Regions from separate parts of the Mus musculus genome. Here regions 2, 3, 4, 5, 6 and 7 are each linked to region 1. The links are chromatin loops, found by intact Hi-C in ENCODE. Cell type or tissue: gastrocnemius. All regions are shown on one strand.

Evidence for each region. Hi-C counts contacts between places; a loop is a spot of excess contacts. Peaks named below come from ENCODE experiments on the same cell type or tissue, not always from the same donor. Only the 100,000 strongest peaks of a DNase experiment are listed, where the experiment ranks them.
Region 2: a loop joins it to region 1, with 4 times the contacts of the local background. A loop is called at or near these places in 15 of 42 quality-filtered maps.
Region 3: a loop joins it to region 1, with 2.8 times the contacts of the local background. A loop is called at or near these places in 4 of 42 quality-filtered maps.
Region 4: a loop joins it to region 1, with 2.8 times the contacts of the local background. A loop is called at or near these places in 8 of 42 quality-filtered maps.
Region 5: a loop joins it to region 1, with 2.3 times the contacts of the local background. A loop is called at or near these places in 2 of 42 quality-filtered maps.
Region 6: a loop joins it to region 1, with 3.0 times the contacts of the local background. A loop is called at or near these places in 6 of 42 quality-filtered maps.
Region 7: a loop joins it to region 1, with 2.6 times the contacts of the local background. A loop is called at or near these places in 13 of 42 quality-filtered maps.

The regions. Positions count from the first base shown.
Region 1 is chr14:11,549,657-11,553,656 of GRCm38, forward strand. It overlaps Ptprg (protein tyrosine phosphatase, receptor type, G), which reads left to right and starts at 3,897. Exons shown (of 30, transcript NM_008981.3): 1 at 3,897-4,000. In gastrocnemius, no CTCF peak of the experiment used is centred here; DNase peaks (open chromatin) are centred at 2,481, 3,093 and 3,832; H3K4me3 peaks cover 1,877 bases; H3K27ac peaks cover 1,826 bases.
Region 2 is chr14:11,810,650-11,814,649 of GRCm38, forward strand. The region is part of intron 2 of Ptprg (protein tyrosine phosphatase, receptor type, G); the gene reads left to right. Among named protein-coding and RNA genes, the nearest start is that of Gm52128, 240 kb to the left of the region's middle. In gastrocnemius, no CTCF peak of the experiment used is centred here; no DNase peak of the experiment used is centred here; H3K4me3 peaks cover 402 bases; H3K27ac peaks cover 3,258 bases.
Region 3 is chr14:12,056,480-12,060,479 of GRCm38, forward strand. All of the region lies in intron 5 of Ptprg (protein tyrosine phosphatase, receptor type, G), which reads left to right. Among named protein-coding and RNA genes, the nearest start is that of 3830406C13Rik, 230 kb to the right of the region's middle. In gastrocnemius, a CTCF peak has its summit at 1,664; no DNase peak of the experiment used is centred here; H3K27ac peaks cover 3,899 bases.
Region 4 is chr14:11,158,714-11,162,713 of GRCm38, forward strand. It overlaps a transcript of Fhit not described here. Among named protein-coding and RNA genes, the nearest start is that of Mir5124b, 120 kb to the right of the region's middle. In gastrocnemius, no CTCF peak of the experiment used is centred here; DNase peaks (open chromatin) are centred at 2,205, 2,539, 3,190 and 3,350; H3K4me3 peaks cover 2,185 bases; H3K27ac peaks cover 2,048 bases.
Region 5 is chr14:11,662,941-11,666,940 of GRCm38, forward strand. All of the region lies in intron 1 of Ptprg (protein tyrosine phosphatase, receptor type, G), which reads left to right. Among named protein-coding and RNA genes, the nearest start is that of Gm52128, 92 kb to the left of the region's middle. In gastrocnemius, no CTCF peak of the experiment used is centred here; a DNase peak (open chromatin) is centred at 1,521; H3K4me3 peaks cover 963 bases; H3K27ac peaks cover 2,013 bases.
Region 6 is chr14:11,866,492-11,870,491 of GRCm38, forward strand. All of the region lies in intron 2 of Ptprg (protein tyrosine phosphatase, receptor type, G), which reads left to right. Among named protein-coding and RNA genes, the nearest start is that of Gm52128, 300 kb to the left of the region's middle. In gastrocnemius, no CTCF peak of the experiment used is centred here; a DNase peak (open chromatin) is centred at 2,337; H3K27ac peaks cover 3,036 bases.
Region 7 is chr14:11,804,721-11,808,720 of GRCm38, forward strand. The region is part of intron 2 of Ptprg (protein tyrosine phosphatase, receptor type, G); the gene reads left to right. Among named protein-coding and RNA genes, the nearest start is that of Gm52128, 230 kb to the left of the region's middle. In gastrocnemius, a CTCF peak has its summit at 2,153 (motif pointing left); no DNase peak of the experiment used is centred here; H3K27ac peaks cover 2,119 bases.

The DNA of each region.
Region 1 (4,000 bases):
CTGTGAGCTGGAGGTCTAAAGAGCAAATTCCAGGATAGCCAGGGCTGTTATACACAGAAACTTTGTCTCCATTAAAAAACAAAACAAAACAAAACAAAACAAAACAAAACAAAAAACCAACAAGAAGTAGCTGAGCAAGTCTTGGGGAGTAAGTCAATAAGCAGCGCCCTCCCCGGCTTCTGCTTCAGTGGCTTCTGCTTCAGTTCCTGCCTCCAGGTTCCAGCCCTGGCTTCCCGTCTCTAGAACTGATGGACTGTTATTTATAAGCTAAATAAACCATTTTCTACTCCAAGTTAGTTTTGTCACAGCAACAGAAACTACAGTAGGACAAGGACACTGTACAGCCCAGGCCAATCTTCCATTTGTGATCCTCCTGCCTCAGTGTTAGGAGTACTGTGATAACAGGTCTGGGGCAGCAAATTAGGCTATTTTTATTTATTGGGCTGTAAGACATCATACAGCAACAGGCATTGGTACTCCCATAGACCTATGGTAGGCAAGGTTCTAATGTGCTCTTCGAGATGCCCACCCTCTGATATGTAACACCCTCTTCATGAGAGTGACTGACACTTGACATTGGATGGTTACTCCCTTGATCCAACTGTCTTCTAGTACAGAAGTGGTGGGATAGTCACGTTTAAGATTCTAGCCAAAACAGAGAATTCTTTTACTGGCTTTGAAGGAAGTTACAAAGATCCAGAGAGCTGAAAATGAAGACATCCTTTGGCTAACAGCCAGCCAGAAACAAGACTGCAGTTCTCTAACCAATGAGATTAGAAGAGAACCTGCCAGCTCCAGAGTCATCCTGCTTTACACCTTGGTTCAGCTCCAGAAAACACCTGAACTCCACACTTCCATGGCCGGCCTGCCCACGCATTGTGAAAAAATAAGTGTAAGCTTATGCTGCTCATCTGGGGGGTGGGATTTGTTATCAGTAGTAGGAGCTTTCCTTCCTAGTTTTTAAGTTGTCAGCACGTTGCCAAGCTCCTTTCTCCAGTTCTGCTCACTGCCTCGTGCAACCCCCATACCAAGGCTGGAACCTGGAGGCAGGAACTGAAACAGAAGCCAGGGAGTGTGCTGTTTATTGACTTATTCCCCAAGACGATTTCGTCGTCGTCGTCGTCGTCGTCTTCGTCTTCTTCTTCTTCTTCTTCTTCTTCTTCTTCTTCTTTTTCTTCTTCTTCCTCTTCTTCTTCCTTCTTCTTCTTCTTCCTCTTCTTCTTCCTCTTCTTCTTCCTCTTCCTCTTCTTCTTCCTCTTCTTCTTCCTCTTCTTCTTCCTCTTCTTCTTCTTCCTCTTCTTCTTCCTCTTCTTCTTCCTCTTCTTCTTCCTCTTCTTCTTCCTCTTCTTCTTCTTCCTTCTTCTTCTTCCTTCTTCTTCTTCTTCTTCTTCTTCTTCTTCTTCTTCTTCTTCTTCTTCTTCTTCTTCTTCTCCTCTTCCTCCTCCTCCTTCTTCTTCCTCTTCTTCCTCCTCTTCTTCTTCTTCCTCCTCTCCTTCCTCCTTCTCCTTCTTCTTTTTTGTTTAATGGAGACAATGTTTCTCTGTATAACAGCCCTGGCTCACCAGGTAGAAGAACAGCAGGTGTGTCTCTAGGTCAGTTTTGTCCACTAAGACTTGAAATTGGGGCTATTCTATTCACTTTGCAGTTGGTTATTGAACACATTTGTATAATAGGCCAGTGAATTTCTGTTGTAAAGTTAAATTAAAAAACAGCCAAGCTCTGACACTAGGCTAGCCTTGAAGTTATGATTCTTCTGCCTTGGCTTCCTAAGTGCTGGGATTACAGGAATGTGCTAATGGGCCTGACTAAAACATTTAGATTTGGAGGGAGCTGATGGAGCTTGATGTGTGCTTTTAATACCATTTTGTGGTAAATGTCAGCCTGGCGTCCCAGGACAGGCACCAGCCCAGAGAGACTAACAGGCATGGGGTCCCATACACTGTAAGAGGCATGGTCATTCACTCTCCATATTGAACAACTGGGGTACTGGCGTTCCTTCTTTGCATTTCACACTTAATGTCTTCTCAACCACCCCTCCATTGACTTTCCCTAGGTGAGGCAGACAGGCTGGCTTGCCCTTATTATACCCAGCACAGAGTGGATGTGCAGTTCATTTGTTGAACCAGCAAACAGAGTATAGAAAGAATTCAGGGTTGCCCAACAGGCAACACTTATGATGTCGCCGACCTCTGTGTGATTCAAGTCCTACCGACTGAGTGTTAAAATACGGAGTCACCTCGAAGGAGGCAGTCATTTGTGCTAGGGTCATTTTAACGTATCCCGCTCTGACTGGCACTGGGATATCCATCCCTCCAACCCATTTTTCAAGGGAACTGGTCATCATGAGCACTCAAGAGCGACCCTCGAGTGCAACAAAACCAGGAAGTGTCAAATTCCAAAGCAAACAGATTGGCCTCATTGCCTAGCACGGGAAGGGTGTTTGCGGGGTTTGGCTAAAGATAGATCTGGGGGCCCGTTCCAGGAACTTCCTGGCATTTACTAGTTTTGCACCCCAAACTTTTCAGAGGTTTTTCCTTTGGAATTGTGGGTGCGAGACTGCTTTCCTAAACAATGCCACAGACTCTCAGAGCATCTGTATAGTATTTGAAAACCGAAAGAACATCCGGTTGAGATGTTTGGGTGGGTGTGGGACAGTGCCGCGTTGCGATGAAACGGCAAGGGGACACTTTAAAAATATGTCCATATCCTTTTCATAGAGTGGCAGAACAACTATGAAAAAAATACAAATGGCTAATTACGTTGGCTCAATTACAAATTTGATGGAAAAAAAAAACCCAAACCAAAACCTGCCTCCCCTCTTTTAGCACCAACGTAGGAGGAAAAAATAGGTTGCTGAAAAGCCCAAGCGATAAAGATCTCTGTGAGAGCCAAGGGACAAAACTCATTACAGATAAACCTAGCCCTTGCATTTCCCCCGGATGCCTCTCCCTGTAGTTTACTTAAGCCGTGTCTCCTAGGACGGCTGCGGGAAACCAGTCCTGCCCCGGGGTGCTGCTTTCCCCTGCCCCGGGTGAGAGGCGCACTTCATTTGCCCTCTGCCTAACCAGGCCAAGTTGCAGCCACCTTCTTCCCGAATCCGGGGGTTGGGAAAACTCCGCGACAGACCTTCGTAGTTTGGGGAAAAGTCCACGACAGACCTTCGTGGTTTGGGAAAAGCCGATGTGGGCCTGGAGCTGGATTTTGCTAGCCTGGGATGGACTCCCGTCCCTTTCCCTATCTCCCAGAGGTAGATTCGAACAATGGAAGCTCGGAAAGGGGGAAGGGGAAACAACAACAACAAAAAAACCTCAATGAAACCTGAGTGCAAAGGCCGCTGGGCTTTGTCTCTTAGCCCGGGAACGCAGCAGGAGAGGGACGCTGGAGGTGCACCCCGTCAAGACACCGTCCAGGTGGTGAGGCCTTACGGAAGTCCCCTCTCCATGAAAATGTAGCTGCTGGTCCTTTCCTCTCCCCCAGATTCCAACCAGACCACCCTTTCCCCCTCCCCCAAGTTCCGGATCCATGAACGAGGTCAGGGATCTCTCCGAATCCGTACTTCGTCTTTAAGAACTCGAAAATGGAGCAAAGCCATGCCGACCCTGGATGGCAGCTGGTCTCTTCCCTGTCTTCAGGGTTACCAGCTCCCCTAAACGCACACCCATAGCCCTAGGCACGCCTGGAGAGGAGAGTAGTGCAAGTCCTTGGAAGCCGGAGCCCAGCACGGCCGCTTTAAGAGACGCGCGCCCCCGCCGGCGGCAGCTCGGGGATGCGCGTCACCGCGCGCCCGTGCTTGCGCGCCCCCGCCGCCGCGCGCCCCCAGCTCGCTCGCTCGCCCGCTCGCCGGCTTTAAAGTCTCTGCCAGGATCCATGCTCACATGTTACTTCCTGTATGGAGGCATGGCCAGTTTCCAGCCCCGCGCTCTCGGTTCCTCCCCAGCCTGCGCCGGAGCCACAACTTTCAGGAGCATGGACTGAAGGCGCCCTCGCCCCGGCGCCCCTC
Region 2 (4,000 bases), 260 kb after region 1:
AGTTAGAACACTTAAGATTCAAATTCTACCTTTAGGGCCCTGAGTGGCTACTCCTGACCCCACTGGCTTATAACTCTTGTGCGAAACCTTTGTAGCTGCACTCACAGATCCCCAGGTCCTATGGGTCCTAAAGCTAAGAATGTCATCATATTGTGTCCTTCCCACATTTTCATAGTCTGCTGTGCCCTGCCTACCTGATGCCCTACCAGAGTACTTGACGAAGTACCTCTCTCATGGCTTCCTTTTGTTCCTTTACTATAAGAACTTCAGTGAACTTGTTAAAACATGTTATGGGGTGTGACCTGCTTGGCTCTGTTTTTGGACCACAGGCACTCACATTCTACTCCAGAAGAAACTCTTACTGCCCTTTTGAAATAAGAGGTGTTTTCCATTGACAGTACAACCAATTTTACAAAGACACAGACGATGCAGTCATTCACATCTTATAGGTAACAAAACACAATTGGTCTCCTGACAGGCAGGTCCTTTAGCGTGAGAATCGAAGGAAACCTGCCTGATTCCACTGCGGGCCCCTGCCTTACTTACGAGTGAAACAATGGTTCAACTAGCATTGTGCAGGTTCTGGCTCAGGGAACATGCTGGATGTTCTGCAGTCAGAACAGGCCATTTCCTCTCTTAGTGGGAAACTCTTCAAGTGTTCCTCTCAAAACAGAACGCCCAGGATTATTTTTGCAGACTTCTGTGGAGTCATTTTTGGACAACACCCTGGAACAGGAAACCACAGTTGCTCCTAAATTTGCACAAGATGGAAATAGATAACATTCTTGAGCAACCACAGCCACACTTTGTGCCTTCAGGTTCATGGAGTGGCAGATGGCTTGTGTAATGATTTTCATACCTGAACAATTCACAGGATCCTCTGGTGTGGGGGATTTCATAAATTCAGAGGGCTTGTTTTAGGAACTGGAAGTGCAGGGAAAGTGTGGAGAGTGGAGGAGAGAGATGTTCTATGAGTCAGGCTTTGGGGAGGTGTTCTTGGGAGATGGATTGCAAGCAAAACCGTCGAGCAGTGCAGATGATGCAAGCTGTGTGCAGTGGTCCCCAAGGCTGAGTTCCGCCTGTGACATTGCAGAGCATGTGATACACTTAATATAAGAGAGGATGTTGCAAAGCAACTAAGTAACATCACAAAGTAGCTGCTTTCTGACATGTTCCTTTACCGGGGTGAGAATCCAAAACTGATCATGGGAGAGATCCTAGGCACACATGCCTTTCCCCGGCAAGGATGCAAGACTTGGATTCCTAACTTGTTCACCCCGGACGCTATCCCTGAATGATTTTAAGTCTATTTCTGCTGATTTATCAAAGCTGAGTTGGTTAAAGCAAACTTGGATTTTCACTGATACTTTGATTTTCATGATTAATCAGCTAAATTTTGCTTATGTATATAGCATATGCAGGTTTGCTATATTTTTATGTATGTGCGAGTGTGCATGTGTGGAAGCCAGAGATTGAGTTCAAATGTTTTCCTTCATTCTTCTCCACCTTACTATTTGGGGTTTCAGAGTCTCTCGTCTGGCCAGTGAGCTCCAGAGACCCGCCTGTCTCCGCTTCTCCAGTCTCCTGTTCTGAGAAGCATCAGTGGATCAGGTTTTTCATCCGGATGCTAGGGATGCCAAGCGAGGTCCCCATGCTCATACTCCAGACTCTTCGCCCACTGGCCTTTATCCCTGGCCCCATGATTGATTCTTAATTATTATAAATTACAATACTTCCCACTGGCCTTATTCCCTACCTGTTAGCCAGTCGCAGGCCCCTAACTGAAAGCAGGAGCCCCCTTTATCTCCACGTGTCTGGCAGCCCCTTCGTCCAGTCAGCATTTTGGGCACATGCATTGTGAGACACTGTAGAAGGTGTTCTTGCTCACACGCCATCTACATTTGTTGGTAAGCATGTTCTGTGTTTGAAACCTCTTGGGCCTGTTGAAGCTCTGTCTGTTCTCGGTGGTTTGTCTCTTTGCTGAGAACAGCCTAGACCTTTGTTAGCTGTGATGCTTTGCCTAAACTTTGCCTCCATGGCTGTGTATGCTACTGCTCATGGAAGACACATTTAAGCCTGACAGGAAGGAAAGCTCCACCTTAGGGAAATCTTAGGGATCAATTTTTGCAAAGCACGTCTTTGAAACCTGATCCACTGAGAGGCAGGACTCAGTTTTGTGCCCCCATGTCATGCCATCTGCAGACAGGTTTCTCTTTCTTTTCTTTTCTTTTCTTTTCTTTTCTTTTCTTTTCTTTCCTTTCCTTTCCTTTCCTTTCCTTTCCTTTCCTTTCCTTTCCTTGGGGAGGGGGGGTCGAGACAGGGTTTCTCTGTATAGCCCTAGCTGTCCTGGAACTCACTCTGTAGACCAGGCTGGCCTCAAACTCAGAAATCTGCCTGCCTCTGCCTCCCAAGTGCTGGGATTAAAGGTGTGCGCCACCACCACCCAGCTGCAGACAGGTTTCTTAAGAGTCTGGGTACCCATCAGTTACTTGACAGGTTAGTTCTCAGTGTGTTCCAGAACCTGCCATCATTTTCTGCTCACCTGTGGCAGGATGTCACCTGGGGATTGACCACCTCTCCCATGGTACTGAGACAGAGTTCACAAACATCACACTGTCAGCCAGCTGGACCATGCTAAGAAGATGGTCTAGGTTGGTGAGAAGAGAGGAAGGAAGCTGGCCGGCCTCTTGGAAAGTTGAGGACTCCAGCTCGGATGGCATTTACACAGCTTTTTTGTCTTTAAAAGTTTCTAGAGGGCTGGAAGAGATGGCTATGGGATTAAGAGTTCATACTGCTGTTCAACAAGCCCTGAGTTTGATTCCCAGCACCCATGCAGTCAGCTAATAACTGCCAATAACGCCAGCTCCAGGGGACCTGGCTTCTCCGGCCCTCACAGGTACCTGCCTTCAAGGACTCCTTTCCTACCCACCCATCCCCCAACCACATACATTCATAATTAAAAGATAAAGTAAATTCCCATTTTTTTCACTTCTGTGGGCTGAGGGTAATGAATAGTTCTTTAAAAAAAAACAAACCAAAGCTTCTATTTGGAAAAACATGAAGGCAAAATATCTAACTGCTTTTAGCAAAGAGGTAGGGATACAAAATACCCAGCAAATACCAGAAAATACGCAGCATCCACTGCTCATGTAATAAACTGGCTGGCAGGGCAACCTGAAATATCCAGCATGCACAGCCCATGTTATTAATTGCCTGGCAGAGGCAAAGGTTGTTTGATCAATACGAACTTGTTCATGTTTCTAGATCTTATATTTTTTTACTTACATAGAAGGAGAAACAGTTTATTTCCAAAGTGCAGCAAAGTTTAAAATTCCTGTGACTTGGCAACAGAAAATGTGCGATCATTACACTGTTTTGGATGGGTTTGCTTGTTTGTTTGTTTTGTTTTTTAATTCCAACTAATCTGACTTGGTGCCTGGCGTGGCTGGTAGTATGCTTTGCCTTAGGTAGCATCATTTGAAAGCACAAAGTTAGAAGTTACGACTTAAAAAGTAGTATTGAGATTGGCATTTTTAAATTGAACCAAGCCTGGCGTGGTGGCGCATACCTTTGATCCAGCACTTGGGAGGCAGAGGCAGGCGGATTTCTGAGTTCAAGGCCAGCCTGGTCTACAAAGTGAGTTCCAGGACAGCCAGGGCTATACAGAGAAACCCTGTCTCGAAAAACCAAAATAAATAAATAAATGAATAAATAAATAAATAAATAAATTTGAACCAAATAATTTTCTAGTATTTTGTCATTGTAATTTGCAGAGCTTCAAATATTGATGTAAACAACATCAATGCTTTGTCAATTGATTAACTGATGGACGATTTATTGATTGAATGGGTTTTTTTTTTTTTTTTTTTTTTTTTTTGCCACTAATGATTTCATGTAGCCCAAGCTGGTATGCAGGGATTTTGGGCCTGCACGCTGCACACATCAGTGGGTTTCTTTTTCTATTTATTTATTTCATGAGTGCACTGTTGCTAGTGTGTCT
Region 3 (4,000 bases), 510 kb after region 1:
ATTACTTAGCTGTGTTGGATTTGGACAGACAGTCCTGTTGCTTCAGTGGAGGATCCTGGGATATCTCAGGCACCTGTGGCACAGGCTGAAGAGGTTATTGCCTAAAGCTAAGGTCCCCAGCCGTTGTCCTCACCATGGCCACCCAGGCCCAGTGCTGAGAATTTATTTATGAAGCAGGCTGAGAAGATTTCGATGTGGGGAGTCTTGGAGGTGATTACACATAGCAAACAGGGCTTTCCACTGCATTAACAGCTTCTTGGGAAATACAGAAATGGGTCTGCCCCATTTCTCATGACGAGAATGTCAGGTAACATTCTCCTCATGAGAGGACTTTTTGGGCATTGTCACAGAAGGAAGGCTGAGACCTGCCACAGGCCAAACAAAATAATCTAACCTGGGTGTCTTAATCTCCCTAGCTTAGTGTGTTCATCCCTGGCTTTGTGTATGTTGAGCTGTTACAGTGTTTTCCTGTCAAGTGAACATGAAATATCAGGCCAGATACCCAGCAGAGAGCTGGGCCTTCAATTACCTCGTTGGTGTAAAGCTTCATTCACGAGCACGTGGGTCATAAAACAAAGTGAGACGGTGACTTACCATTCACAGTTGTTTGTCAGCAATCATGATGTCAGAGGGGACCCTGTTGCACAGAGCTGTTGTTCTTGAAGGACACAGGCCCCTTGTGTGGCCTACAATGAGGTGGAAGAAGAGTGCCTGGAAGGAGATTTATGTGCTGTGGCCTCACTGGGGAGGCACAAAGCAATTGATTCACACCAATTCAGGAGCTCCTGTGTTGTCCTTTTCAAGTATGGGCATAATTGAGGCTCTTTTGATATCTAGCCACCACATATTTCTTGAGGACAAGAATGTATGCCTGTGAGGCCTGGATTCTGCTCTGGTAAGGATTCTGGTAAGGATGCTCTGGTCATTGGCTGTAACCTTGTGCTGTACTCTTTGTGGCCATCCAAGCCTACTGGGGAATGCGTATTAATAAAATAAATGTGGTAATGGGGTCCAAGAAGAAGCTCAGTTAGAGACAGCAGAGACAGTGTTTGCTGGACAACCAGCCTAGTCGATTTGAAGGGCTTCAGGCCACCCCATCTTAAAAAGCAAGGTGAACAATAGGTAAGGGATCAGTGACTCCAGTGTCCACTAGAAGGTGAGCTCTGCCTCCCCCCACATGTTTCATATCAGCATGTGCATACGTATGCACCCATACACAGATGAATATGGTCACATACATACACATACATAACTAAATGTAACAGTGGTCATACAAGCTTAATTAGGTCTTGAAAGGAAAGAGTGCTTTGAGAGCCTGTGATGTCAACAGGTCTAGTTTAGCATCAGGAAACAGTTCCCTGAAGAAAACAGTACTGAGCTGAGGTCAGCTAAAAGGGAAGTACAAACAGATTGTTGTGGGATTGTATCTGAAAGGCTACAGCTTACTGATGGCCTCTCAGCAGAACTGTGGGTACCCAGGGGGTGTATAAAACCACAAGTGCTGGAGGCGATCCTGACATTGCTGGAATCTCAACAATGTGCCTAGAGTCTGGAAGGCCACCAATTCTGGACTTTGTCAGTGAGCCATGTCAAGAGGTAGGACACCTAACCTCTTTAGCATTTTAAGCAAGTGTCAGTGAGTGTGTCCTATGTGTGCGCCCTCTGCAGAGAGGCAGGGATAATGCACTGAAGTGGTTTGGCTGTAAAGAAAAGAGATGGTGACCTCTGGAAACTTGGGAAAAACAATCTTTCTATTACCAAGATTGAAAGCAAATTTATGTTCTTATTCAGGAGACAGAAAGATTAATTTCAGGCTCTTGGAGCCTGTATTTGAAGCAACTCATTAAAATAGCACTTTTGGAGCAGGGATGCCAGTCACTGCTCCTGGAGTAGGGGCGGGGCTTGAAGAGCAGTGCTCCCAGCTGGGCTTGTTGAAACACCCTTATTGTTCTAACACTTCCAATTTATCCAAGCTCAGCTCGTGCCACTTCCCTCCTTGGATGTTCACTCCTATAGCACCTGTTTCTCTCCTTGTCTGTGTGCACCGGGTATTGAATGAACCCTTTGCCTTGTTGAGGCCGTGTTTTTATTTTTGGTGAGCTTTTTTGGCAAACCTGGCAGAAAAGATGGTGATGATCAGTTCGTGTGCTGGTGCTGTAGTGTGTTTTATCTTCGGATACAACGGGCCTCTTCTCATTGCATGAGTTAATCTTGCTCCTGTCTCATAAAGCATGTGAAACCATGGATTGAGTTAGTGTATTTGTACAAGATAATCTGTAGGTTTCCTGTGTAAAAATGACTGTCCCCACTCACAGGAACATATTACCTCTCCACCCTTGTGTGTGAGGCCAGGTTGATGACCAAGCAGAAGCCCAATTACAATTATCTGAACAAAAGAACAAATTATGTGGCTGGCCTCTGTCTGCACTGCCCTTTATACCAGTCATATTGTACTCACTTACAATTTACAGTTCCCAAGGCCTTCCATTCCTATTCCACTTTTAGTAACACATAAGAATTTTAAAATATATAGTTTAGTAGCTTATCTTAAAAGCACAAAGCAAAAAAACCAACCACCTTAAAACGAAATTATGGGCCGGACTCACTTAAGATGACACCATTAGAAACTCACTATTAGAGACAACAAAGAAGCCGTTAGCCAACTTCCCTATCATCATGCACTTAAGTGAAGGGCAAACCCCTATTCTCTTTGTAAGTGATTGCCTCCTGCCACTTAGTGCTATAAAGGAGACATTGGTTGTAAAATTCTAATGCTATAAAATAGGCTTGGTACAGGACGGCCTGTGCAGTTCCCTTAGATCTTACTCATGCAATCTTCTGGCTGAGAAGGGAGACTATGCCTCCCGTCAAATGTAGTTCAGGATGTTCTGCCAAAGGCGATGTAACTCCAGACCTGTGTCTAGTCCAGCAAATACAAACCAAAGCGGCCCACAGCAGCTCTTGTGGGTTTTAGAGGACTGTTGATCTGAACGTACAGTGAGTCACGGTGCATCGTGACACACCTTTTCTTCTTAGGTCAGAAGAAGATGTTTCTTCTACCTTCACCCAAATTAGAAAATTCTGGAGCATATTGGGATCTGTCAGAAATCAACCTTATCACAGTTTCCCTGGTAGGAAGAAAACGTCACTCTCACATAGTTTAAAAATAGAGCTTCAGAAATCCCAACAGTTGAGTTGTTTAAATACACTGTAGCATGTGTATTAAATACCAGTGAGAATAACTTTAAGTTGTATATGGATAAACATAGACTAATGTTCAGAAGCCATAAAAGCTAGAGATTTGATTTTCTAAAAGATGTCATGCATGCAATTTCCATTCTTCTACTCCGTTTTCTTACTCTCAGGCGTTTGACCAGATCAGACAGTGTGAGGATTTTACTCTTGAGTCCTCATTTAGTTTTCTACTACAAGGTACGCAGAGTGTGCTGCTCATGTTGAAAGAATGTTTTTGTGAGGTGAGAAGCGTAGCCAAACATTAGGTCACAGCATCTGTTTTAGGAGAGGCAGCATTTGAGATTTTCAAAAGTACTTTTTTTAGTGAAATGTTTTAAAACTATATTAAAGCAAAGCAGTGAGTCCCTCTGAATAGTAATAACCCACACCACCTTGCTCAGGTTTGAGTGGTCGCTGCCTCAGAATAAGGTCACTGCCTCTTTGCTTTTGAGGAATCACGGAACTGTTAAAAAGGCCTTGCAAAATATTTAGTATCACTCTGCTTTTCTGTAATTCTTGAAATTTTATTAAGTGTTCTTAACTGCATTATATTATTTGATACTTAAGTAGATGAGTAGGTATTCTGAATATCTTCTACACTCTTCCTTGGCTTTAAGAGTTTTCATGCTCACCTAGTCTTTAATAAGCCTTGGGGAAAGGGCCAGGCATCCATCGACATGCCTGACATCACAGAGTTGGATCAAGCCCCCAAGCCTGTCAGCATGATCCCTGTTTCTATCTCTGCTTTCCAGGAAACCTGGGGTTT
Region 4 (4,000 bases), 390 kb before region 1:
TATGGCCCACCTTTCTTACTCTAAGAGGACAAATTTTAAAAAATCATTTTATTTTCACATACCAAGTTTACGTAACAATGACAAAATAAGGCATATCATTTATCTATCTGCTACAGACTATTGTGAGCTGACAGAAGCCTCAAACTGCTGGGATTTGAATCCCAGGATGCCACATGACTGATATGTATTACCTTTATCTGGGTTGTTGTTTCATCTGAGAAGTCAAAGACATAGGCACATCCATATATATGGCTCTTGGAAGATAACCTCAGAGACCGGAATTTCTCTCTGCCATGTTCTTGTTGAAGTAACATAACCTTGCATCTTACATTTCAAAGCTGCATTTCCACATTAAAAGAGTGAAGTGAGTTTGAAGGACAAGCTATGGGAGCAGAGCTCTGGGGTGCTAATGAATGCAAGTCCATGAATGTGCTCTCAGGGAGCACTGGAGGTCACAGAGGTCGATGGGGAGAACGTCATGCATAGTGATTTGTTCTGAATGTTTAGCCAATAATTTACAAAGTTTGGCCAACAATTTAGAAAGCTGTTATGCCATTACCTAATTATCCAGAAATCGTCTCTCACACGGGGAAAGGTGAGCGGTGTTTGCTTACATATCTGTGAATATATAACTGAAGGTCTCCGTGTCTTTTCAAACCAAAGGTTTGTGTAACACACATGTCACGTGTACATTTCCAATACCTTATATCAAAGTGTTAGATTGTGCTATCTGTGAATGTAAAAACAGCATCCAAACCTCATTTTCTCATCTCTGGAGGAACAAAAAAAAAAAAAAAAAAAAAAAAAGGATTGGGAACCAAAACACAACTAATGCCAAAAATAGAAGTGGAACATATTGACGCTGAACATACAAATTAAGATAAGAACACAAAAGCAAAAGCATCCGTAGCGCATGCCACCAGATATTTACAGGAATGACGTGGGGTAAGGACACGCACTGCCCTGAGGTAACAAGCAACTCGAGGAAGCCTCGGGAAACCCACTTCCCTTTGACCCAAAGGCATGAGAGAAAGACTGCTGGCTGGCTTGATTCTAAAATGAAACAGAGAGGATCCCTAAGACCTGCCAGCTCTGGCACACTGCGCACTTCTCATGTAATGACCCTCACACCTGAAGAGACGAGCACAGAACGATGCTCAGGAGAACATTTGCTGAATTAATGGAATAGGAAAACTTTTCTAACTAAAAAAGAGACTTTACAACAACTGGCCCTCGTGTGTGGTCTATAAAGAACAAATCTTGGGAACGGGGGAGGATAACATTACCTAAATGGCAACCCATCTGCCGTTCCTGGTAGCGTATTGCTATTGGAAGTAAGATGCTGGAGAGTCGTTTCCTTTCTGATATAAACCAACGGTATGACCTCAGACAAACTAGTCTGCCTTACAGGGACCAGTTTCCTCATCGCTGAAATTAAGGTGCATTCAAGCTATATGTAGCTAACATTTTTGAAACCTTTACTCCCAGTAATTCTTCCGAGAGATCTTTGAACTGGACTTAAGTAATCTCAAAAGGTTTTGTAGCATTAGCATTTAGTGCCTAATTACAGAAGCACCACTGTGCAACTGAAAGGTTTTGTACTCTATAGTTCTGTGACGTAGGGTCCTTTTCTAGAAAAAAAGCTCTCAAACAGAAGGCGCTACAATTCCATTACTTCTGTTACCCAGGGGGCTTAACTTGAAAAGTTACTTAACTTTCTTAACTTTCGTCCCCTAATCAGTTCGATGAATAGAAAAAATGATTATCTCTACCATATTGCTTTAAAAAAGATTAAATTATAACTGAATCTAATATGCTAAAATAGCCCAATTTTAATACGGCTGTGAAACCTTGGACAGCCTTCTTTTCAAGGTTTTTTGGTAGGGTAGGGAACTACAGAGTGATTTGGAGACCATGTGAACATGCTTTAGCAGAAAAAAAAAATCATATACAATACTTTGAGTACCATTTGCAATCAGGAGAGAGAGAGGGAGAGGGGGAGGGAGAAGGAGATTGGGGAAATCTTTACTAAACATTTTCTCTTACTCCTTGCATAATTAAGCATGTGGACAAAGAAGGCAGCCAAGAAGGCAGGGCATGTGGGAGTCGTAGTTCTAAGGGAAAGGGCTACCTCCCGGGGGACACTTGTAGTGAGACTTCAGTTCCCAGAAGACATCTCGTCCGGCCAAATGGCACATTGGTATCTGAAGTACCTGGCAGGATGGGTGCAATTAAGCAGGACTACAAGTCCCAGAACCCTCCGCAGCCAAGGGCTTGAGCCATAAAATGGAGCCTGAAAAAGGAGCTTTCAGGTACAATCAGCTTAAGCACGGATGCTCTTAGGGCTGCCCTTGGCAGAACAAGCCTAGCCCTGATTAGTGTTTCTCTAAAACAACCGCTGGGTATTTTCAGCATATTTCGGAGACCGATAATAAACAGTTTTCAACCGACAAACTTTCGGAAGCCTGGCTTCAGTGCTGATTACATTTGCAAACAGCTTCTCTGGTCCACTAGAGCAGGGAACATTAGGCTGGTTTTTATCCACATGAGGACCGCTGGGCTGGCCGTCCAAGGTCGTATGACAGAGGCAAAGGTGGCCGAAGTTCCAGCAACCTGGCTCCTTCCTTCTACAATCTGTTTCAGCTTTCAATTCCTGAGTGTAAAACTAAAATTAAAAACCACAAAGGCAGAGGGTCCAACCAGTGACGAGTTCTCGAGCCACAGTGAATTGATGTGGGTTTGTTTTTCTTTATTGTATGTTTTAAACTTATCAAAATGCAAAGTCTTTCCCAAAATATTGTTCTCCGTGAACCCTGTTCTGCAGCTGCCCTAGAACCTGTTCAAACCTTTTGGGGCACTTAAGCTAGGTGTCTGTTTAACACAGACCTGTTTGGGCTTCCTGACACTTGTCTATGGAACGGAAGAACTATTCAAAAGTAGCCACAATGACACCTCGTGGACCTGCTATCGCGACCCGGTGCCTCAGTTTACCCCAGGGGAGGGTTGAGGCTAGGACATGTGCTCGAGAGCTGGGGCGCCTGAGTCCATCCCGAGACGTCTCATCAGGTGAGCGAGTTCTCCTGTCAGATGGCCACTATCAGGCAAGCGGTGCTGGCCTGTCCCCGCCCCGCGGGCCGCAGGGATACTGACCAGACGCGCACAGAAACCCAGCCCGCGCCCCACATTCTGTTCCACTTGGGCTTGGCTCCCGCGCCCCTACCTTCCAAGATCTTGGTGGCTGGAATGAAAGGCAAGAGGGCGGGAGCACGGGACAGGAGTGCCGCCTGAGCGTGTCCCCACTGGGGTGGACCTGGGAGCTGACGGGAAAAAAAAAAAAAAAAATCCCACAGCAGGCCCAAACGGGACGAACTACAATCCCCACAGCAACCTGCGGTAAGGGGCGGGAGCCAAGGTGGCTTCTCATCTGAAAACAGGCGCAAGAGCCAATACGCGAAGAGCACTAGACTACGCTGTACCAATCGGGAACCAAATGTCAGTATCAACACTTCTTAGAGCATCTAAGGTGAGACTCCCCTTTGAAGGAAATAATTGTCATAAATCACAGTCTTTAGCCTTTAACAAATGGAAAAAGAAACACGACTGTTTTTCTCTTGAAATGAAAGCCTATTCAGTACGTTCCTTTGCTTTTCTCCGAAAAGAGCTAACTGCTTCACTTCCTGTCTCCGCTCCGGCTCCTTCTTGATTACTTAAGACTTGTGTTTTTCCTCAAACATGTCCCCAAAGTCCCTACTAGATCCAGGATATGACTACCCTTGGCCTCCCATGACATCCCAACGAAATCCCATCACAGTCTTTCTGTGCCTTCTCCCAGCCTTTATCCTCTGCCTTTGTAATAGTTTTCAAGTAGGCTCTTGCCACAAATCATTGCAAGTTGTTTGTGTTTTTTATTGTCTTACTGTTTCTACTGGGATACAAGACCTTGCAGAAGTAGATTTCTATTTGCCTACAGTAGTTCTTACACCTGGGGAAGGGGGGGGGG
Region 5 (4,000 bases), 110 kb after region 1:
CCTGGGACACCATTTTCTTGGTTTTTAAAATATAACTGTGATGGTTTGTAGTGACCCAGGGAGTGGCACTATTAGGAGGTGTGGCCTTGTTGGAGTAGGTGTGTCACTGTGGGGGTGGGCTTAAGACCCTCACTCTAGCTGCCTCAGTCTTCTACTAGCAACCTTCAGATGAAGATGTAGACTCTCAGCTCCTCCTGCACCATGCCTGCCTGGATGCTGCCATGCTCCCACCTTGATGATAATGTACTGAACCTCTGACCCTGTAAGCCAGCCCAATTAAATGTCCTTTTAAGACATGCCTTGGTCATAGTGTCTGTTCACAGCAGTAAAATCCAACTAAGACAGTAACACATGCCTTTAACTTCAGTGCTTGGGAAGTAGAAGCAGGGAGATCTCTGTATGAGGCCAGCCTGGCCTACAAATCTCATTCTACAGCTAGGGCTACACAGAGATATTCTTGTCTGGAAAAATCAACCAACCAACCAACCAGCCAACCAACCAACCAGCCAACCAACCAACCAACCAACCAACAGCAAAAAAGCCACCTCATCATGAAAACCCATGTCTTAAAACTTCAGGGTGATCCTTGCAACACCAGCATGGCCTAAGTAAGTTACATAAAGTTGTACCAGTGCTCAGTCATTTGAGTCGGATTGTCATGATGTGGAGGAGAAGGTGTTGGTTATAGGAAGTACACCCAAATACTTGCGATCTGAGGTTGGTGAGATCTACCGTGGGTTATCAACTGGTTCATTATTGAACGTGTTTCCAGATGTAAGGAATGCAAGGAATGTGGTTTTAAATTTCAACATCAAAAGAGTAGAGTGTGCTAATGATGGCTTTAATTCTTTCAAAAATTTGCATGAAAAGGTGACCCTGTCCCCCTGGGTCCCTCCCGGCCTGACTGCCCTCTTTTCCAGGTGTGGTTGTTTGAAAGGACAGCCTCCTGCCCAGCAGGCAGAGCTCCTGCCGCTTTGTTTCCCATTCCTTGTCCTAATCCTGCGTTTGTGACATTATAATCATCACCACAAGTGGCTAATTGTGATGTCACAAAAGGGGATTATGACTCGAAATGGGGAATAAACAGCAGGCACAGATTAATTCCTAAGCAACGAAGAAGATTCTGTTTGGTGCAAATGCCCCTGGGTAATAAAATTTAATACGGAAAATGGCAGGAGGAAGACAAAGGGAACACAAGTGAACTATTAGCCAAGTTGTCTTTAAGCGGGCAGTTCCCCTTTAATTTTCCACGTAGCGTGAAAATCTCCTCTACAGGAGATACATGGATTTGGTTTTAAGCCTAACAAAACTCAAGGTGCCTTATGAACTGACCCGTTGCAGAGGGACAGAGGGACGGCACACCTGGGCTGCGAACTGGGTCATTAGGGGTGTTTTTATTTTCCAAAAGCCAAATTGCTCTTTGAGTCAGTATTGCAGAAGTCAGGCTATAAAGATCAGTATGATGACCAAGAACAGCTGGGCTGGTAATTGACAGCAGTCCCAACCTGGGAGCCCTGGCAAAGCCAGCCGAGCCTGACTAGCAGCGTTGATCTCTCAGGACAGTTTTCTGAACGGGTTGCGTGTCACCGAAAGCGGTGGTAACAGCTGTTGCTCTGGATTGGCCTAGAATTAGCAGACAAATCTCTGTGGAACTGGGATTTTCAATTCCAGACGAAGGATGGACATTTTCCCTTTGGGGCATGTGTGGTTCCCACACAATTTGGTTAAGCTCCCCTCCAAATTCTCTGCTTCGAATGACACTCAACAACTCCTTTATCCTCAGGGGTTATTTGGCTGTCTCCCTCTCCCAGTGGCTCTTGAATTTGTGGCCTTTTCCTCAAGCCACACAACCAAACTAAACTGGAAATCTCACTGATGGTTTTCGTCTGCTTAGGACAAATTGTTCTGTTCTTCTGTGCATTGTATTTTGTTCTTTCTTGCTTTTCTCAACTTTGACTTAACCCTCACTTGCATGTTGAAAACCTTGACAAATATCCACCAGAGACTCAGGGCTATCTCGGGGCATGGGCAGTAGCACAGCGGAACTTACATTTTAGAGGCGTGGTAAATTTAGTTATGAAAGAGACTACTTATTTGATTCTAGGTACTTAATAATAGCCTTTCTGCACAAAGTAGAAATTATGTGATTACTGTTTTGGGACTGAGATTAGAAGGTGTGGCTCTATCGATAGCATCATCTTTGGCTTAGACAGAGAATCTGGGTGGTAACGGGAGGCACATGACCAAGTGCTTTGAGTTGGACACAGGCACAGCGGTCTTGGGAAAGTTGTGGTTCCCTGGTGGGAATTTCCTCTTGATTCCTGAAACCAGCAGAGATGGTTCCTGTGTTTGTAAGATGCTCTTAGGACCACGTGTTGCCTCTTTTCTTTTGATACTTAACAGCCCCCGCCTAGTTTGTTAACCATGTGTGTGCACACGTGAGTTGAGGGTGGCTTTCTGGCCCTTCCACACTGCCGGCTCATCTCCTGGGTTGTCCCATCTTTACACCACATGCAACCCTTCAGGGGTTTTCAGCTCTTTTAAGCAATGTGTGCTGTTTTGTGGGAGCATTTATGGCTCTCTTTTTTATTTTATGCATCCATTTTGGTGTGTGGTGTGGATTCATTCCAGCCAGTGTTTGCCACACTGCAGTAATGTTGGGAGAAGCAAAGTACACGTGTTCAGCTGGGAAGAATTCTGTTTCGGCATATGACAGGGACTCCCAAATCCTCTGTGGGTCTAAGTGGACGGACAGCCCATAGCCCAGTGCTGTGGGAAATGCAACGTCCCGAAAGCTGGGCCTTGGATCTTGGTGCATTTACAGCTCTGTCTGGGAGCTAAACCTGGACCTTGTAAAACAGCTTAGGGCAATTTCATATCCAGCACTCAGCATTGGATTCCTTTTAAAATTCTGCAGGACTTAGAGATCTGGGTTATACAGTTTACTAGGGAAAGCTGTTTGGATTTGTTGAACTTGGGAATGAAGTTTGAAATGACAGTGACCGTTGTCTTCAGATGCTCTAGTGTGTAAATGCCCTTTCTGCCTCTGAGGGGCCTTAGCATACGTTTAACCCAAGTCTGGTCTCCTGAAGGTTGGTCAGTTCCTCACTTCCAGCCTCACATCCTCGCTCTTTTTGTATTGTCAGGTGGTCCTGAGAAAGAATGGTGTGTGTATGTGTGCATGTGCATTCTAAGAGAGTATCAGTTGTCATTTCCTGTTTCGAGAAATATTAAAAAGGAATGGCATTGTCCCCCACTTCAACCTGCTACTCTCACCCCTGGTGGTCTCACCAGCCAGTTCTTATCTCCTGGAGACTCTCTGACTCAGAGCTCCAAAATCTCTCCACCTAGCTTGCTAAGTTCCCACTGGTGATACCATGCCAGCCCCATGCTGCAACCCCCTGCCACCCCAGAGCCTTTGTGGTGCACATCGGCAAAACCTATGCTTTGCAGTACTTTTCTCTCTTGAACCCAGTCTAACTGCCATGTGAAGGTAAACACCATGCAAACTTAGTTCAGAAACAATGGTAACTCAATCGCTGGACACAACAACTAGAATCCTAATCTTGTAAGCCATATTAATTCTAAATCCATCTGGTGGCGAATCCATTTAAGCTGGGGGACACTTGTAGCTACATCTTGCCCTCTTGCTATCCCTGTTCAAAAAGCCCCTCTCTCCTGTTTCCTATCTTTCTCTGTCGAACCAGGAAGTCCCGCCTACTCGCCCAGTGATAGATCCCTTTATTCATTAGGGCATGGTTCCCAAGAAGTCACCTGAGTCACCTTGGTTCAGATAGCCCCTCCTGGGGAAGCGGAATTAACACCAAAATACAACAGCACCAGGGCCGTCCACATCATTCTCAGCTTTACTTCCTTGAGATGAGGTTTCTCATTGAACCTGGAGCTATCCAGAGCCCCAGTGATCCAGCTGTCTCTCCTTATACCCCTGACCTCTGAGCCATGAGGTTCCATGTGTGGACCATGGGAGCTCTGCTTTTTC
Region 6 (4,000 bases), 320 kb after region 1:
GACGTAACCTGAAGGAGAGCAGGCAACAGTGAGCTTCCTGTGACTGCTGGGTGTAAGTCCTGCCCCGGCTGCTGCTGCACTTCAGTCTCCGACCCTGGACTGACTGGACACCGAGTTGATGGTGTGAGGCGCCAGACAGGTTTTGAGTTCTTGCCCTTGTCACCCCAAGAGAAGTTTCCTGCTAATGCTTTCAGCGACACACCCTTTCCCTAAACAGCGATGGGTTTTCCAGAAACTCTAAAGAGGCTTAACCTTTTCCCCAAATAGAAACACAGTGGGTCTTCCACTTTAATAACAGGTAGTTATCTTAATGGAAAACCTTTTCTTGGATTCAGTTTTTGGCCAACTTTGAGATCGTTTTTGGAGCACATTAGAGCCCACGTGCTCAGATGGAGCTCTTCTGTGTGAAAGATTTGAAAAGGATCCGCCACAAGCTGAGTGAGATTCCTGTTTGAGATCCCAAGCAACGCTGAGTTACACATGTGGTGGCGCTGGAGAAAGTGGTGCGCCAGCTGAGTGGACCCTGCCCAGCTGACCACGGCAGAACACTGTCACCTCAGGGTTTCAGCTCTGACTTTGGTATAACTGTGAAGAATAGTAAAGCAATACTGACTCTCATGATTGGAAAATACGTGAACTTCATAAGAGGAAGAGAACGGTCAGAATGGTCGCCATGATGTTCATGTGCCCTGAGGCACCAAGTGAGATTTTCCTTGCTGATAAGGATTAAAGTTGGTTTCCAGGTCACTGGGGCATTTTATTTAGAAACTATACAGTGGGGTGTATGGTTATGCCTTTAACCCTGGCACTCAGAGACAGAGCATTCCTGTAAATCCGAGGCCAGCCAGGCCTACACAGTGAGCACTGAGTCAGCCAGTGCTATGTATTGAGACCCCATGTTACACACAAAAAAATAAAGAGATTGGAGGGAGCCCAGTCAGTTCCACACTTGGCATGTAACCCTAGGGACCCAAGTTTCCTCCCTAGCACCCACATGAAGAAGCCCTGGGTACTTTGTGCTGGGGACATTGGTGATCTGCAGCCATGCCTGGGAAGCTAGTCTAGTCTCATTGGCAAGCCCAGGTCCCAGTGAGAGGCTACCTCAAAAACCAAGGGGGAGGCTATGCCTAAGGTTGAACTCTGACCTCCATGTGAGGTCACACACTAGCACAAACAGGAACACACAAAGTATACGTGTCAAGTTCAAACAGTTTAGACAGTGTGTTTTTCATGGGGTGTTGACTCTTGCAGGGTAAAGACACTCTCATCTCATCGCGTGTTTTCTTTGATTTCCTTTTCTTTTGTGCTTAGATCTCTTTTACCCACAGACACTCACTGCTAATGTGTTGCTTTATGTGGTATTTTGTGTGTTCTAGATCATGATATCTTGTTTCTTATTTCATTCAGAACCATCTTCTGAGGTCTGTCTGAATTACGCCATTCTTGCTCATTACCTTTGAGTAGTATGTAGTGTTCTCTATATTCGTCCACTTTTCCTCTTGTGTTTAACTCTTCCCACAGTGAAGAGTTCCCTTGCTTGTCTACATCTTTTGCTTCTACTCACAGTATTATATGGGCATCTTTATACTTAATATCCCCTGGATTTGTGTATAAAAAGATATTTCATTAGAGTTGTATGTATATGTATGTGATTGTGTGTGTATTTGTATGTGGGAGTGTGTGTATATGTGATTTATATAAGTGTGTGTGAATGTGAGTGCATTATATAGGTGTGAGTATGCATATATTGTGAGTACACATGTACATGAGTGTGTGTGTACATTTTTGTGTACCTCCAAATATTCATATATCTATCCCAAAGTGCATTTCTTGAATTTTTATTGAATTAATAAATTTTACATATGTACTGAATTGGATGATGAGCTCGTGAATTCCAGCAATATCTGCTCCCTAGTATGACTGAGCAGTCTTTCTTCTGCTTTATCAATCTACCTTGCTTCATATCTAGCTGTGGAAGAACCAGTACATGAATCATGGGCAGCTAGTGCTTCCCCTTCCCATCTCTGGACTTAAGGTGGCTCGGTATTATAGCTGCATTATCTTTTGCTATGGCCTCTTTTTTCTACTTTAAGTATCGCCTTTTTTGTACTTGCATTTTCTCAACCAAATTGGTTGTGGGTGAAGACCATTGATTGCTGTGCTCAGTGTGGACTTGGCGGCCATGAAGTTCCCTGTAAGATCACCCTGCATCTGACCTTTTCGTCTGGGTCTTGCCTTTGTCCTTGGCCTTGTTCCTCACTTCCTTTCTTCATATCAGCGCTGGCATTCTTGAGAGGCAGCCAGGGACAGACTGCCCAAGCCCTGTGGGATCGCTGTCTAATTTGAACTGCCATTGGCTTCCGGTGGCACTTGGAAGCAGGTCTGAGCATCTTGGCGATCTCAGGTTCTTCCACAGGATATGACCTTTGACTTGTGCTCTTCCTGTTTTAGCTGCTTTCTGGAGTGTGGCTGCCCCCACCCTCTCACCCCACTCCCTCACTGCTACTTCCATTTCCCATGCATCTTCAGCTTTGGTTTGTCTGTGCCCCATAGCTATCTTCATTACCTCCTTTGATGTTCTTTTCTACACTTTATTTCTGTAAACTAATAATTAATATATTATGTGTTTAAAGATAAAAAAGGCAGTGGAGAGCTGAGGTAGGTCTCTGGTGAACTGCAGAAGGCTAGAGTCCTGTGCCTTTATTGTTTCCTAACGTCTTCCATACTAGTTACTTCTCCTCTCCCTATGATCAAGTACTCAGTTTGAGGATACAGTCCATCACAGCAGGGATTTCAAGGCAGCAGGAGCTTGAAGCAGTTGGTCACAATGTATTCTCAATTCAGGAAAAACAGTCTTATTCTCTGCTGGCTTTCTCCTTTGTACAGTCTATGACGAAAGAGCTGTCTACTCAGAATGATGCAGCCCATCTCCATTAACCTAATAAAGGAAGTCCCTTGCTGGCCTGCCCAGAGGTTGCCCACATCTAGACAACCCCTCAGTGGTATGTTACGGGTATTTGGAGATCTTGTCAAGCTATCAATAAATTAAACATTAAATATCCATAGCACACAGATATCCCAAGGGATAAAAGTGTTTATGAGGTAACTACTAGTTAGCACTTTGGCTTCCCATGTAACATTAAGACCAACATATTCCAATGAGCCTGCTTTTCATTTTGTGTTTTACAGTTAGTATATAAATACATTTCATTGCAATTTTCTTGTGGGCTGAATATATATGTGTCTATTAAATATATGTATCTTTCTGTTAGAATTGCCTACGAGTGTATTTTTAATGGGATATGTTATGCATGTCTTTAGCAAAAATGCTATTATGCACTACGGTGCTTTGTCATGGTTTGTCTAATTATTTCCGTATGTTGAAGCGTTGTTTTCAATTTCATTATTTTTTAATGAAATGTAATATTTTTTGGTCTAAATGACCACCCCCCTCCTGGTTATTTCTTTGAAATTACTGCTATTGAACAGTTCTTATTAAAGGCTGCAGGATCATTTAGGAAGATTGAAGCTGAGTTCATGGCTGGCAGTGTATGCCTGTTTATCTTGTGCCCCTCCAGAATTGGGTTTTATAATTTCATTGTGTCTTAATAGCCCTGAAGTATAACTTTAAAGTTCTTCCTATTTGTGTTCCATTCCCTGCTAGAAAGTCTGATTTCGATCCTCGATTTCCTCTATTGCCCCTGCGCTCTTTGATGCCCTCCTCGGGTCACCAGATCGTCTTTCTGTGAGTTCTACAGGGAGCAGGGCTGGCCGTACCCAGCTTTGGTTTGTTTGTGGTATTTTTGGAGCCTCACAGAAGGCACTTCTAAAAGTATTCTTTAATTCTCTGAGAAAATGTGTGGCAGTCAAGAGTCAGCCTGGGATATCCTGCTTCTTTAGAAGTGCCATGTGGTCACTTTTCCCATGCCTAAGTAGTGAGCAAAACAGTGATGGCTGGCATCAGTTGTCTATGGAGCTTTGCATCGAACGCTCAGCTCTT
Region 7 (4,000 bases), 260 kb after region 1:
TCCCTGCCTAGAGCTATATGATGGATACATAGAGACTTGATAGATGCTCAGAGCAGCTGGCTGTTAACCTTGGCTCTTTTGGATTGAATGTGATACAGAGTGTGACAGCATGCTCCAGACAGGCTTATTGATCCTTTGCCCTGTTCAACACTGAATTGATTCCTATAAATATATTTATCAAATAAACCAGGAACTGCTGGCCCATGAAGAACATTTTAGTTACAGCTTCTATTTTCCTTCCTTCCTTCCTTCCTTCCTTCCTTCCTTCCTTCCTTCCTTCCTTCCTTCCTTCTTCCCTCCCTCCCTCCCTCCCTCCCTCCCTCCCTCCCTCCCTCCCTCTCTCCCTCTTTCCCTCCCTCCCTCCCTCCCTCCCTCCCTCCCTCCCTCCCTCCCTCCCTCCCTCCCTTCTTTTTGTTGTTGTTGCCAAACCCTCAGGGTTGCTATATTATACAGCACCAAGAATGATGTTCCTTACTGCTGATGGTCCCTGTGGTAGCCTAGTAGCTTGGTTCCACTTTTGTATATATACACTGGGAGAGTTATATTACATATTTGCTTCATCATGATTGTGATGTGATTAGAGATCTATCTGGCACAACTTGCAGCTTAATATTACTGACTAAATGATCTATTGTTTTACCATGCGAAATACTGTATGGCAGTCATATTTGACCTCTCTATAAGAGGTACTGGTTTTAAAAACCTAATTTTCTGATACACACACACACACACACACACACACACACACACACACACACACACATGTATACACACATATATGTACACACATACATATTGGTGTTTGTCTTGCACATTTTTCTGTGCACCACTTGTGTGCTTGGTGCCTGTGGAAGCCAGAAGAGATCATCAGATCCCCTAGAACTAGAATTGCAGACACCTGTAATCTGCTATATGGGTGTTGGGAATTAAATCTAGGTCTTTGGAAGAAGAGTTAGTGGTCCTAACCACTGAGCAATCTCTCCAGCCCCACCTCTGTTGTGTTAAATACTTTTTAAAAGACCCAAATTTTTAATATAGATGTATTATCTTAGATATTTATGAGGGGGCTTGCCTAGTATGCAGGAAGCATTGGCTCAATTTCCAGCAGTGCACAAACTTGACATGGTGATACATACGTACAACCCTATGATTTGTGAGGTAGAGGCAGGAGGTTCAGAAGTTTAAGAGCATCCTTGGATACAGAAAGAGTTTCAGGACAGTCTGTGATACATGAAACCCCACACCTCCAAAGGATAGATTTAACATAAAAATTATTATGAAGTTCAAATTGGTATCTGTATTTTGTTTGCTAAACCTGGCATTTCTAGTTTGATAAATGTCTCCTTAAATAACTTGGAAATGAAACAGCATGGATGGGTACTGTGTGATATCTACCTGATGTAATGGTGGTTGTAATGAGGTAGTGTGTGGATATCTGCATGATATAGTGGCAGTAGTCATGAAATAGTGTGCCTATAGCTTTGTGATGTAATGGCGGTAGTTGTGACATATTGTGTGGATAGCTTTGTGATATCGTGGCAGTAGTCATGAGGTGGTGTGTGGATAGCTGATTGATATAATGACAGAAGTTGTGAAGTTTTGTTAACTGATGGTTCAGTTCGAGGCTGCCTGGCTGTTTGCTTTTCTTGCTCTTTCTTACTAAGTGTTTAGAACAAGGCAGCTCAGCACTCATGCTGATGCAGGCATTTATGGATGAAGAGAAATAGATTCATATTCTCTCTCTCTCTCTCTCTCTCTCTCTCTCTCTCTCTCTCTCTCTCTCTCTCTCTTTCTCTCATTGTCATGCTGTCTCCTACCTACCCCTCCTCCATGTTGTCTCTTCCATTCCCTGCCCCTAGTCATATTTTGCCTAGCAGCTTAAGCATCTCTCTGACTAAGATTGCTTTATATTGTTCCTTTGTGTTTGAAAAGTATTTGTGATTTAAAAGGCACCTGGTAGAAACCTGACCCGGGCCCCGTGAATACGAGGTTCACTTGTCAAAAAATTTTAAATGGGTGGCAGAAACTGAGGGATTATTTATGAGAGCAACTAGTGGATGCCACATTGAAATTTCGTGGGAAGAATATTAGGCTATAGATAAGGACAAATCACCTCACAGTGAAGACGATTAAACTGTAGGGTGGCCTCTTGTGGCAAACAGCAACCACTGTTGCTTACAGCCTTCAAAGGCAAATGTATCCTCTGGGAAGTTGTCTGTAAATCTTATTATCCAGGGACTGGAAATAACATTTCCTTTCCCCCTCAAAACCCCACAATGGCAGTTTTCAAAATCACATACTTCATCCTTAAACTTTCATGCAAAAGCCATGACTTGAACTAAACCTCTCCAGCAGGAAGTTTTTTCCAGGAGAACACTTGCTGTAAGGATGTGCACTGTGAGAACCGAGAACAGCACGCTGCTCTCGTGTTCCAGGTGGCAGAGGGGAGGCCCTCTAAGGTGGGTCTCAGTCGAGGCTGTGAAATGTAATGGGATAAAGCAATTTATGCCATGTAAAGGGATGTCTGCCGTGGATCTTATGGGCACACAAGTGCATGAATTAATGTAGATTAAGGTGAGAGGCAGGCAGAAGGGCACTCAGGGCCCATGTATAAACATATGGTTTGTGATTACATGGAACATTCATTTTTCTCTGTAACCTGGAACACACAGTTCTTTCTTGGGAGCTTCACTTCGCTCCTGCATTTTGTCTCTTGTATAAAGTATTATCAACAGCTCATGGATCGAAGCTTGAGGTCCAGATGGGGATGCTATTGAGAGGTGATTTTTGTTTTTCCTTTTTAAATCATGAAGACACTAGCCTGCCCCAGCTCGGCAGCCACATTGACCTGAAACTCCCCTTGTAGCCAGCCTCACACCAGCAATCCTTCTGCCTCAGGCCCTTGAGCACCAGTCACATACCACCTTTCCTGGCTTGTTTAACTCATTGACTGGTTAATGATTGGAAGTCATTGAAATGCACTAGAAATGAGAGGTGTGGCTTACTAGGAAGACTTCCGGAGACAGAGCACCTTCTGCTGCCTTGTTACTCTTTGCTCTGCCACATACTCCTTTCACCATGATATTCTGCCTTGGTTCAGACCCAAAGCAGTGGATTGGGCAAACTGGACAGGAACCCCTCGAACAGCAAGACAAAATAAATATTTCCTCAGGCATGCTGTCACAGCAAAGAAAAATGCATTGCAGGGATGGTAATGATGAGACTTGAAACTCTGCACGAAGCGCTCACTTCATTGTCTAACCCCAGGTAAATGCTCAGAAAATTTGAATTGCTATATTTTATTACTTATACAGATAATGTTTAAGAGATAATTATTGTTACATTGCTAAGTCTCCAAGTTACAATAGCAAGTAATTAATCCGTACAATAGCAATTAATATCTGACTGACAAATTGTCTTCCCGGAACATACGGCTGCTGCGAATGTTTCAGGCATGTTCAGGACAGTTTAACAGATTGCGAAGGACACAGACGCGGGGAAGGTCCGAGCTAGGGTCTGCGGTTAGAAAGCTGTGATTTGCAGTTATTTCCTGACACTGAGCTGCTGCTGCTGCTTAGAAACCTTTCCGGTTGACTGAAATGTAAGCTTGGCCTTTCTTGAACTTGAACTTGGTACCTGCTAGTGCCAGGCCCTTTTGAGTTTTTCTTTCAGCCACAGCCTTGCTAAGTAGCTAAGCTGGCCTGAAACTCCCCATGTAGCCCATGTTCAAACCTGCGATCTTTCTGCCTCGGGCTCCTAAGCACTGGGGCACAGTCACATACACCCTTTCTTGGCTTGACACCTAAGTCCCTTTAATGTGTAGAGCTTGCCATCATGTCTAGACCATGACCGGACCTTGGTGAGAGAGCAGAATGAAGCAAGAGAACATGTGTCCCATGAGATTAAAATGGAACATGGTGGATAATGTAATTTTATCCTCTCTTTTGCTGGTGGCCTGGATGATAGTCCCCACAGGCTCAGGAATTTGAACCTTTAATCC